Regions from separate parts of the Homo sapiens genome. Here region 1 is linked to region 2. The links are chromatin loops, found by intact Hi-C in ENCODE. Cell type or tissue: PC-3. All regions are shown on one strand. Each heading gives the region's core, and the rest is flanking DNA. Links, peaks and the distances in the headings are about the cores only.

Evidence for each region. Peaks named below come from ENCODE experiments on the same cell type or tissue, not always from the same donor. Only the 100,000 strongest peaks of a DNase experiment are listed, where the experiment ranks them.
Region 1: it touches region 2 in a loop (7-fold over the local background); 2 of 110 quality-filtered maps call a loop at or near these places.

The regions. Positions count from the first base shown.
Region 1 is chrX:17,928,507-17,933,891 of GRCh38, forward strand. No RefSeq gene overlaps it. Among named protein-coding and RNA genes, the nearest start is that of RAI2, 70 kb to the left of the region's middle. In PC-3, for the core only: a CTCF peak has its summit at 2,524; no DNase peak of the experiment used is centred there.
Region 2 is chrX:17,875,748-17,881,132 of GRCh38, forward strand. No RefSeq gene overlaps it. Among named protein-coding and RNA genes, the nearest start is that of RAI2, 17 kb to the left of the region's middle. In PC-3, for the core only: a CTCF peak has its summit at 622; a DNase peak (open chromatin) is centred at 2,614; H3K27ac peaks cover 1,877 bases.

The DNA.
Region 1 (5,385 bases), core at 59-5,058, 53 kb after region 2:
TGTATGGATTTTCTATATTAACATGAGTGCTGCTTAGCACAGATTCTTAACACCGCAGTGGCACATGACATAAAGCACGGATTCAATTTGTGTCTCTGAGGGTGGACGAGGGTCTCTGCCCATCTCCTCTGGGCTTGCTTTGCATCTGTGGGTCGGCTCAACTAGGTTGGGCCTAGCTAGGTGGCTCCACTTCAGGGTACAGTGGCTGTGGAGGCTCTGCTCTATGTGCCCCTGGTTTTCCTCTTAGGATCAGCCGACTAGCCGGCACGGGTTCTTCTCATCACAGTGGCAGAGGCACAGAACATGAAGGAGAAGTACCGAAGGCCTCTTAAGGCCTAGGCTCAGAATGGACACATTGGCAATTCTGCCCTCATTCTATTGGACAACACAGATCACATAGCCAAACCCAAAGTCAAAAGTAGAGGAATACATTTCACTCCTTTGGTAAGAGACACACACATGCCAAAAGATACGGAGGGGTGAATTGCATGTTTCCCACACTAGCAAAGTCTTGCCCTCCTTATGTTTAGCAAAACCAGGGCTGAATAGCATTCAGCACTCTCTTTTCTAGTTTCTGACAAGCAACTGGCTTGTCCCAGAATCTGGCAAGGTTTGATTAATCTCTCAATCCTGCGTTTGCCAAATCTACTTTCTTCACCCTTTCAAAATTCAGAATAATGATTCTCCATTTTAAAACTTCAGAAGATAGTCAATAGGTCTGTGATTTAGTTTGCAAATTCTCTTGTTTCTCTAAGATCCCATTTTATTAGCCCCAAAGGGTCTATCTTTCAAATTTTTATTTATTTAATCAAAGTTTCCTTTACCCTATTCATTACAAGGACGACTGTACTCGACACAAAGGCAGTGGAATATGCAACAGATATTTACTTCTCATAACAGTCTTCATAGTAGGAATTGCTCACCTGGCCTACATTGAACTTGCAGGCATCTCAGAGAAAGGCAGAGGAGCATGTTCTGGTAGGAACAAAACCTTAGTTATCTACCCAGTCAGCAAAGAAACATCATTATTTTCCAGTATCAAATATTTTATCTATAAGTAAAAAATAGTGCAAATTTTTCAAATTTGGAATTCAAAGTTAAGATAAAGTCAATTTCATGTTTGATGGTGATCTATAACAGGCATTCTATAGCTGTTGGCTATGTACATATTATGCAATATTTTGAAATAGTCTTCCATCATCCTTTAAAACGAAGTCATTATAGGCACTGTTCATATTATTATTATCATGGGTGTTGAAAAAATGTTTAATTCTTAAAAGCTGTGCATGCTGTTCCTAGGTCAGGTAGTTTCAATTTCATATTGAAAATGGCATTAATAAACAAGAACAAATCTTATTCACTGATCTCCTTGGAATGATGCCTCCATCTTTTATCTGTACAGAGGTCTTCAGGGAAATGAATAATGTTTGAGGTTAGCATGACCTGGGCAGCTAGGAGATCCAAAAGACTCAAGATATGAAATACAGTTACTAACTCTTGTTCTTCTGTAGACCATTCACGAGTTTCCATCACAGCTTGCCCAGTCTTTGTGTGAATGAGGAAAAGGCACCTTTTGGGGGTATCTGCTCTGACTTAGGAAGAAGCGCTTGGATTTCAGCGTCCCCTAACCTCCTCACTGGGTGACCCTGTGAGGGGCTCAGCCTGAACAACCCTGAAAAGAAGGGTGAAACTGTTGGTGGCCCCTCTGGCAGGAGAGGGAGAAAGCAGGGAGAAGAAACAGTAGGCAGGGCGCAGAAGGCTCGTGGCAAAGGAAAGAGGCTGGGAGGGGAGAAAGGGAGAGAAGCAGAGGAGATATGTAGGTCACTGGTAGTGTTAATGATGATAGCAATAATAATCATCTCGAACATCAGTCAGATCTTTATTAAGCATCCAGCATTCTGATGCTTCACATGTATGAACCCATCAATCCTCTTAAAAACTCAGAAAGATGAGTACTGTTATTATCTCATTTTACAGATGGAGAAACTGGAGCACAGAGAGGTGGAGAAACATGCCCAATGTCACAAAGCTATTAAGTGGCATAACCAGGATGTGAGTCAGGCCATCTGATGCTCCCTCTTAAGCATGTGAAGTGATCACTGCAGAACACATAATGTGCCACCCACACTGTCACGACATTCCAGCTATTATTATTGGTGTACGTGCAGCACACACACACATAAATACACAAACACACAAACACACACACACCATGGACAGGAAGCAAATTACCATTGCCATTGCCATTACTATGTGCACATAAATGAATTGGCCTCGGGTGCCTCTCTTTATGCTTATTTGAAAACAGTATTTTGATGAAATGGACATGTCACCAATGCCCATACTTAGGGTGACCAACTCGTCCTAGTTTGCCTAGTATTTCAGCAGTTTTGGCACCAAAAGTCACCCGTGTCCAGGGAAACCCCTCATTCCTGGGCAATCAGAACAGTTGGTCACACTACCCATACTAATATCAAGAACCAAATGTATGTTTTGTTATTTCTTCCCACTGAATACACAAGGGGGCATTGTAACCATTCAGTCATGCATTCCTCAAACATTTATTGAGCGCCTAATCAGAGGTGTGATTGCTGCCCAAGAACCTAGCTCTGAGGATGGTGCAGGGTGACAGGAGAGTGAGAAACCTTCTGTGATTCTCGCATCAGGAAGAATAAGCCATGTATTCAAGGGAACAAACACACTCAGAGCCCTTACTATGTGCCAAGCACTGTCATGAGCACCCTTACACTTTACCTTATTTGTTCCTCAGAAACACCCTATGCAATAGTTAGTTACAATTAGCATCCTTGTTTGAAAAAAACAGAGGCAAAGAGCGGTTAAGTACCTCACCTGACATCATGCAGCTGGCAAGTGGCACAAAGCAGTGTTTGAACCCAGGCAAGCCCTCATTGCTCCACCACTCATGCCTCTAACTGCTATGCCATGCTACACTGGGACAAAAAAGGACCCAAACCCCATCAAGGACCTAAGCCGCATCTGGATGGCCTCAGTTTCTTTAGCCCTGCTCAGGGGTTCTTCCCCAGCCCAGTGGTTCTCAACCCTGGATGCACATTAAAATCCCCTGGAGAGGTTAAAAAATAATACTGATTTCTCAAGGCCCCAGTTGCAGACATTTTGATTTGATTCAGCTGCTTTGGCTGGGCATCAGGATTTTTAAAAGCTCCTTGTGAGAATCTAATGTGCAGGTGGGCCTAAGAACCTAGATGGCTAGACCCTACTGTTAGCGAACTGGGCTACCCAGAAACCTCTAATCCATTGCTTCCCAAATGTTAATGTGCAGCTCCATCAGCTGAGGACTGAATTAAAATGCAGATTCTGATTCGGTAGGTTCGGGACAGGGAGGACCTAGAAGGCAGTGCTTCTAACAAGCTCCCGGGGGATGTTGATGCTGCTGGTCAGCACGCTTCAAGTGGCAAAGATTTTAAACCAAAGTGTGGTCCTTACACCAGAAGCCTCAGTATTTCCTGCTTGTTAGAAATGCAGGCTCTCAGGCGCCACCCCAGAATCTGCATTTTAATGCGTATTTGACTTGGGGAAGCACTGCTCAAATCCTGAGCTCCCCTGCAGGTGCTGGGGTTGAATTACAAATATGCCAAAGTATTGCCTCCCCTCTTAGGAACTTGCACAGTGAACCCCGGGGCCCAGCTGTAAGCAGCCTCATTGACTCCATGTGTGTACAAATATAAGTTTCAGTGTCGGTAGCCATGGAGAAAAGGTTGGGAAGTCCTGCTCTAATAGTCTTACTGCCACCTTCTCTCATGGCCCCAGCAAGCCTTTGCTCACCCTGTTTCTCCCACCCGGGCAGCCTTTGACGGGCCTCACCCGATTCCTGAAGGTCCAGCTCATGTCCTAATTCCTCCTCCATGGAACCATTCCCATTTTCACATGGCCATTTCAACCCCATGGACTTTTCCTTCACATAAACACATAATGGCACCTCCTATGTGCTAGGCACTGTTTTAAGCCCATAAAATTATTAATTCATTTAATGCCCACTTTACAGCTCAGGAAAACTGAGGCACTGAGCAGTGGGGTAAGTTGCTCAAGGTCACACAGCTAATAAGTGGCAGTGTCAAGATTCAAACAAATCCAGGTAATCTGGCTTCAGAATCACTACACAGACCCCTTCTCACTTAGAGAAGAATTTGCAAATAATACAGAGTGTGGACAGTGAAAGAAGATATATCAGTTTCCCATGGCTGCCATAAGGAAGGACTACAGACTGGGTGGCTTAAAACACAGAAATTTATTGTCTCACAGTTCCAGAGGCCAGAAGTCTGAAATCAAAGTGACAGCAGGGCCATGTGCCTTCTGAAGGCTCTAGGGAAGAATCCTTCTTTGCCTCTTCCTGGTGTCTGATGCTTGCCAGCGATTGTTGGAGTTCCTTAGCTTGTAGATGCATCACCCCAATCTCTGCCTCCATCATCACATGACCTTCTTCTCTGTGTGTCTCTGCATCTTCTCCTCTCCTTATAGGGGCAGCAATCATTGGATTATGGCCTGTTCTAATCCAGTATGGCCTTATCTTAACTAATTATATCTGCAAAGACTCAATTTCCAAATAAGGTCACATTTCGAGGCTCGAGGTGGACATGAATTTCTTTTGAAAGGGACACTGTTTAACTCAGTACCGAAGAGCCCAAAGATTGTTTCAGGGCAGAAAATGTCTCTTTTAAATGCTGAGCTCCTCTCTGTCTCAAAATAATGCTAAGGCCTTAGGACCTGTGACTGATACCCTCCAGTTTCGGCTGAAGAGCAACCCATAGAGCAGCCGTAAGCTTTGAACAACAGACCCAAATGTCTTCAGTGCCCAAATGACCATTTTCTACTTCTTCCCAGTGTTCAACATCTGATAGTGCTTGCGGGTTCTCCCCAGAATAAGTCAATCACATTGATTTTACGTGTACAACACATACGATCAAAACAGCCACTTTTTTTTTTTTTTTTTAAGACACAGGGTCTCTCTCTGTTGTTCAGGCTGGAGTGCAATGGTACGATCATAGCTCGCTGTAGCCTCAAACTCCTGGGCTCAAAGTGATTGTCCCACCTCAGCCTCCCAAATCACTGGGATTACAGGCATATGCCACCACACCTGGCCAAAATGGCCACTTTTGAAGGTTTTGCAGGCGGCAGGTGCAAGATGAAATGATGGTTGTTGGAGTGGTCAAGCAGTATCCAGGCCACTGTCTAGTGGGGAAGCAACTTATGATCCATAGGAGCAGCCTGTGGCAATACTGTGGTGTGATGGAGGTCTTTTGGGAGGACTACTTGGATGTCAGCAATTCTCAATGAAAGATCCAAGTCCTGCCTTTGATAAGCTAAGAAAGAATCTTGTCACCAGCAGTCTAGAGTCGTGACATGGAT
Region 2 (5,385 bases), core at 140-5,139:
TGCTCTACTATCAACTCCATCCAGCAAGTTAATAAATATGGAGTATTATACTTTTCATTTATAAGATTTTCATTTCATTATTTTTTATAACTTGTATTTCTTTTCTGAGGTTTTTTCTACTTTTTCACTTATTTAAAAAGAATTCATTGTTATTCATTTGAAGTTATTTATTATGCTTGCCTTAAATTCCTTGTCAGATAATTCTAGCATCCTATTTATCTTTTTGTTGCCATGCCTGGATTGTCTTTTTTCATTCAAGTTGTGATTTCCCTGGCTCTTGATATGGTGAGTGACTTTTTATTGTATCCTGGACATTTTTTGCTTTTATCTTAGGAGATTCTAGGTCCTATTTAAAGAAACCAGTTTAGGTTTAGCATACAGATCCTGATCTACTTTTTTGGACTGTGGTTTCAATGACAGTTTAATTTTCAGAGCCTTTTCAGTGCTTCTTGGTATGCTTGATTTAGCTGGTGCTGCTGGGACTTCCACTGGTTCCTGGTGGTGCTGCCTGAAAGGATCAAAAGGGTTTCCCAGTGCAGGGCCACCTGGTGTCTCAAGATGGAAGAAAGGAATCTCTAGCCCATAAGGATAAAGAATGCTTCCTAGGAATAAGCAGCCTATTGTGTGTGGCAGAACCATCTTGCCAATGCCAGCCTGCCACCCAGTGTCTCTCAGTAGAAGTGGGTGTGTCTCAGGTCTTGCAGGGGAAGATAGAATTTGCCTTAGCTGCTTACTTTTAGCAGGGCTCCTGATCTATCCTTCTTACCAGCACTGTAGGCTCACTGGGCATTATCAGTAGGACTGCCATTCATTCTGGTGGAGAAATCAGCCTACCTGCACTACCTCGTGTTGCCAGGTTGAGGGCTTGGAAATGCCAGGCCAGGGTTGCCTTCTTCTGCTGGGTAGGGGGATATAAGACACTCTGCTGCTGTGTTGTTCCTTCAGTACTGGAATCCCAAACCAGCTCACCTTCCTCTTATCACCTTTCATAGTGTTCTTTTGTTTGCCTTTTGAGTTTTTTCTAAGGTTTATAGTTGTACTTAGCAGGTAGGAGCAGAGAGAAACAGGTCTAAGCCATCTTGTCCAGACCAAAACTTCATTTTAATTGTTAATTTCTTGTTTTACAACTAGAGAAAAATTCAAGAAAATGATTATTATGATTATTATATGATCAATACTAAAAATACGTTTGGCATAGAAAGCAAGCACATTTTTGGAAATGATCTGCTGCAGGTGTCAAATATATTAGCTATGCCACCAAGAGTGGGCAAAGTAAAAGGAGAGATTAGAAAGACTGTGAAGAATGGCCTTGAAGCCAAGGGTGGAAAGAGTGTTAAGAAGTTGAGAAGGTTTATTATATTTGTTTTATGATGGGATTAGAAACCAGAGTATCTGGAGCATTAGGTTGCTTGCCCAAAATTGCTAGGGCATTTGAGTGCAGGATGGTTGCAGAATTCAGGATTATGACATTCCAAGACCATGGTAACAGCACACTGTTTCCCAGAGCACTGCTTTCAAACTCCAAACACAACATTTGCTAGAAGATATACTGCAACAGTGAAGTTAACCTTTTGCTTATCTGGCAAATGAACAAAAAGTTTCAATAGAAGCAAATGTTTACTAAATTCGACTAGTATTAAATGTCTGTTATTAATTATGTCTTAATCATGCTGCCTGGATGGGACTTAATTAATGTTCATGAATTCATTTTGAGATAATAATTAGCAAGTGGAGTGCTTGCTCTTAGAAGAAGAATATTAAATTATTATTGGCATTTGGATAAGTTTGTGAAACCATTATTTATGTCTTTTTTTAAGCTTCTGACTTCTAGAATTTATCTACAACAATTTCGAATAAGTCGCATTTCTCTAAGTTTCATTTGCCCATGTTTCACTTCCACCTAAGTTAAACATTTGCTCTCAATAGTATATACAGGATTTCAGATAAAAGCTGACCACTTTCTGATTAAATGTGTTTGAGTCTTTCATTTGATTTTTAAAATTTGACCCTGAAAAAAATATATGAAATGGATTTAAAATTTTTAAGGAAACATCTTTTTTAAAAAACTCAAAACAAGATACCTCTTCCCACCCAGGAAAACAACCCTTCAGGAAAACTGTCCCAAGTGAGGCCAAACTGCAGATAGCGTCCTGGATGAAAATATCTGCTTTGCTACCCAGTCCAAAAGGTCTATGCGTTTTGTTGATTGGACTGTGGTTATTTGTTATGTTGAGACATGGGAAACTACTCTCTGGGAATAGATTACGATATCTTTGGAAAGTCTGTTAACATTTTCAAGACATTGGGTTGCCATCTCCCCCATGCCCCAAATTTGTCCAACACATTAAATGGTTTCCCAGCATCCTGAAAATGTGAATCAAGCTTCCACAGGTGTCTGTCTTGCAGTTAGCTTATGCTTCTGCCTGAGGTGTAACTGGTTTCAGTGGTCTTAGCTTCCTTTTGCATGTCTCATGATATTCATAGTAAAAGTTATGATGCTTTGGTAATTTGAGATCTCACCTCACAGCTGAGCTATTAAATCATGACTGTTTGAGGAGGTGAGATGCCAAGGATTTGGGTGGGAATGATCAGGTTTCTAAATTATGGGAGCAATAAATTGTTAGTATAAATTATTACTCAATGTGCAAGAATCTAAGGGTCATGTCCACAAAATATCATTCATGTGATGTACAAATGATTCACCAAAGGGAGTGATGCACGTACAGGGAAGGCTCTAACATCTATAATTCTGCAACTCAGGAGAGCAAGAAGCAAGTCTGCCCTTGCAAACCTGCTTAGAAGAAGCACTATCATTATTAGTTCACCTCCTTATTTGTTCCTGTATATCATATCATCAACTGGTGCTTTAGAGTACTTCCTTGTACCAAATACGGCCCTATAAGAAGTGAACAGGTTAAAGTGTCATTGTAATTTTTTATCTGCAATGTGGCCAGCTCTTTAGTGCCAAAGTGGAGGAATGATTACTTGATATTAAATAATCATTTACTTATTTGATAGTAGAAGAACCCAAATTATTATTTGTAACCCAAATGTTTTCTTGGGGATATGAGTGAAATCAAATTAATCCAAACTTCCTGGCTTTTAACTCTATTTACTTATTCAGGGTCACCAGTTTTCTGGAAAAGTCCCCCCTTTCCCAATTGAGTATTCCTGGATATCCCCAGCAGGAATTCACAGGGAGCTCATGAATCAGTATGGCAGCTACAGGTCCCACACATCCATTATCAAAATTTCCTTCTCTTCCTGAATAGGCTTCCCCTCGTCAGTGTTATCTGCTCAGAAGTACAGTGAAAGCCTCTTCCCAGTGCTGCTGCTGATGGTGAGAATTCCAGCTTCCCCACCAAGTACATTCTCTTGCCATGCTCTCTAAATAGTCCATGATGCAGTAGCAGACAGCATTCTGTTTTGGACAACAGTTCAGAGATTGTCTCTATTCTCTACTGTGTGATATTCTTTGTCATCCCAGCCCCCAAGACAAAAATACTTGTATTCAGTCTCACCAGAGTATCTCATAGAATGTCTCCTTCCATGTTAGAGCTCAATATCTTTTTCCACTGGGGATCAAAACCATGCCATGAAACCAGGCAAGAACAAAAATCTTGCCTTCTCCTTTCTTGTCCTCACTTCTAATTTCTCCAGCCTTCTCTACCTCCACACTTAATGCATCTAATTCCTCTTTCTTCCTTCAGACACCAAAGACCTCAAGGACTCAAGGACATCAATTCACGGAAATACTGCCCATCCTACCACAAACCCTCAACCTCCAGTTGTAAGTGATTCTCTGTGAGCTCTTTATTGGCCTCAGTCGTCCACTTGGCTTTGGTTGCTTAGATATGGCCTTAGATTCTCTAGAGCAGTGGCCTCCAAAGTGGAGTGATCATACACCAAGGGTGAATGAGATAATATACTGGGGTACACAGAGCAAATGTTAGAATGATTAGATAGATAGATAGATAGATTCAGTTTGACTACCATTTAATATATAGATTGCTACCAGTGAGCTTCCTCTGTCTATATGAGCAGGTCATATGTCCCATGTGCTTTTAGAGGTATTCTGGGGAAGGATGGAATGTTCCACACTGAGAAGGGTTGACAGCGGAGCCCTCATGTGATCACTTCTTTCAGTGTATTGCAAAGTATTGCAGTTTACATGTTCCTGGTGAGGTAGCATTACAAAGTATATTAGCCAGTTGTAACTAAAAACCCTCTCACAATAGGTATGTAACTTTAAAAAGTCCTTGGCCGGGCGCGGTGGCTACGTCTTTGGGAGGCCGAGACAGGCGGATCACGAGGTCAGGAGGTCAAGACCATCCTGGTTAACACGGTGAAACCCCGTCTCTACTAAAAATACAAAAAAAATTAGCCGGGCGTAGTGGCGGGCGCCTGTAGTCCCACCTACTTGGGAGGCTGAGGCAGGAGAATGGCGTGAACCCGGGAGGCGGAGCTTGCAGTGAGCCGAGATCGTGCCACTGCACTCCAGCCTGGGCGACTGAGCGAGACTCCGTCTCAAAAAAAAAAAAAAAAAAAAATTCTTGCAAAGAAACCATAGATCAACATACTACTATTCATTCAAGCTTACAAAATCAGAAGAAAATGGCAGCACTGCCAATTCTCTTACCCTAGTTGTAGCTCAGCACCAACCACATTACATAAAATAATGACATTATAATCAGATTACTTAAAAATAGAGAGCATCAAGGAGACCATTTAAAATGTTATTAACTATTATCTTAGTTTGCCCCACTCCAACAAAACAGACCCCAAGACAAAGATTTAGATAGAAGTATCCTATTTGGGAGGTGATTCCAGGAAGCACAGTAAGGGAGTAGGAAAGTGACATACAAAGGCAAGAAAGCCAATAAAGGATATGTTGATGATTGGGTTACTACATGGGGCACCAGGGACTCTATCCTGCTGAGGACCCTCTGAGAGACTGTTTGGGACTGAATTATCCCTCTGTATTAGTCTGTTCTCATGCTGCTAATACAGACATATCCAAGACTGGGTAATTTATAAAGAAAAAGAGATTTAATGGACTCACAGTTCCACATGGCTGGGGAGTCCTCACAATCATGGTGGAAGGTGAAGGAGGAACAAAGTCACGTCTTACATGGTGGCAGGCAAGAGAGCTTTTGCAGGGGAACTCCCATTTATAAAACCATCAGACCTCTTGAGACTTATTCACTACTATGAGAACAGTATGGGGAAACCACCCTCATGATTCAATTATCTCCACCTGGCCCTTCCCTTGACACATGGGGATTATTACAATTCAAGATGCAATTTGTGTGGGGACACTGCCAAACCATATCACCCTCTGAGGTGCAAGGAAGTTGGGGCATTTATCTACTGACTCCCATCCCT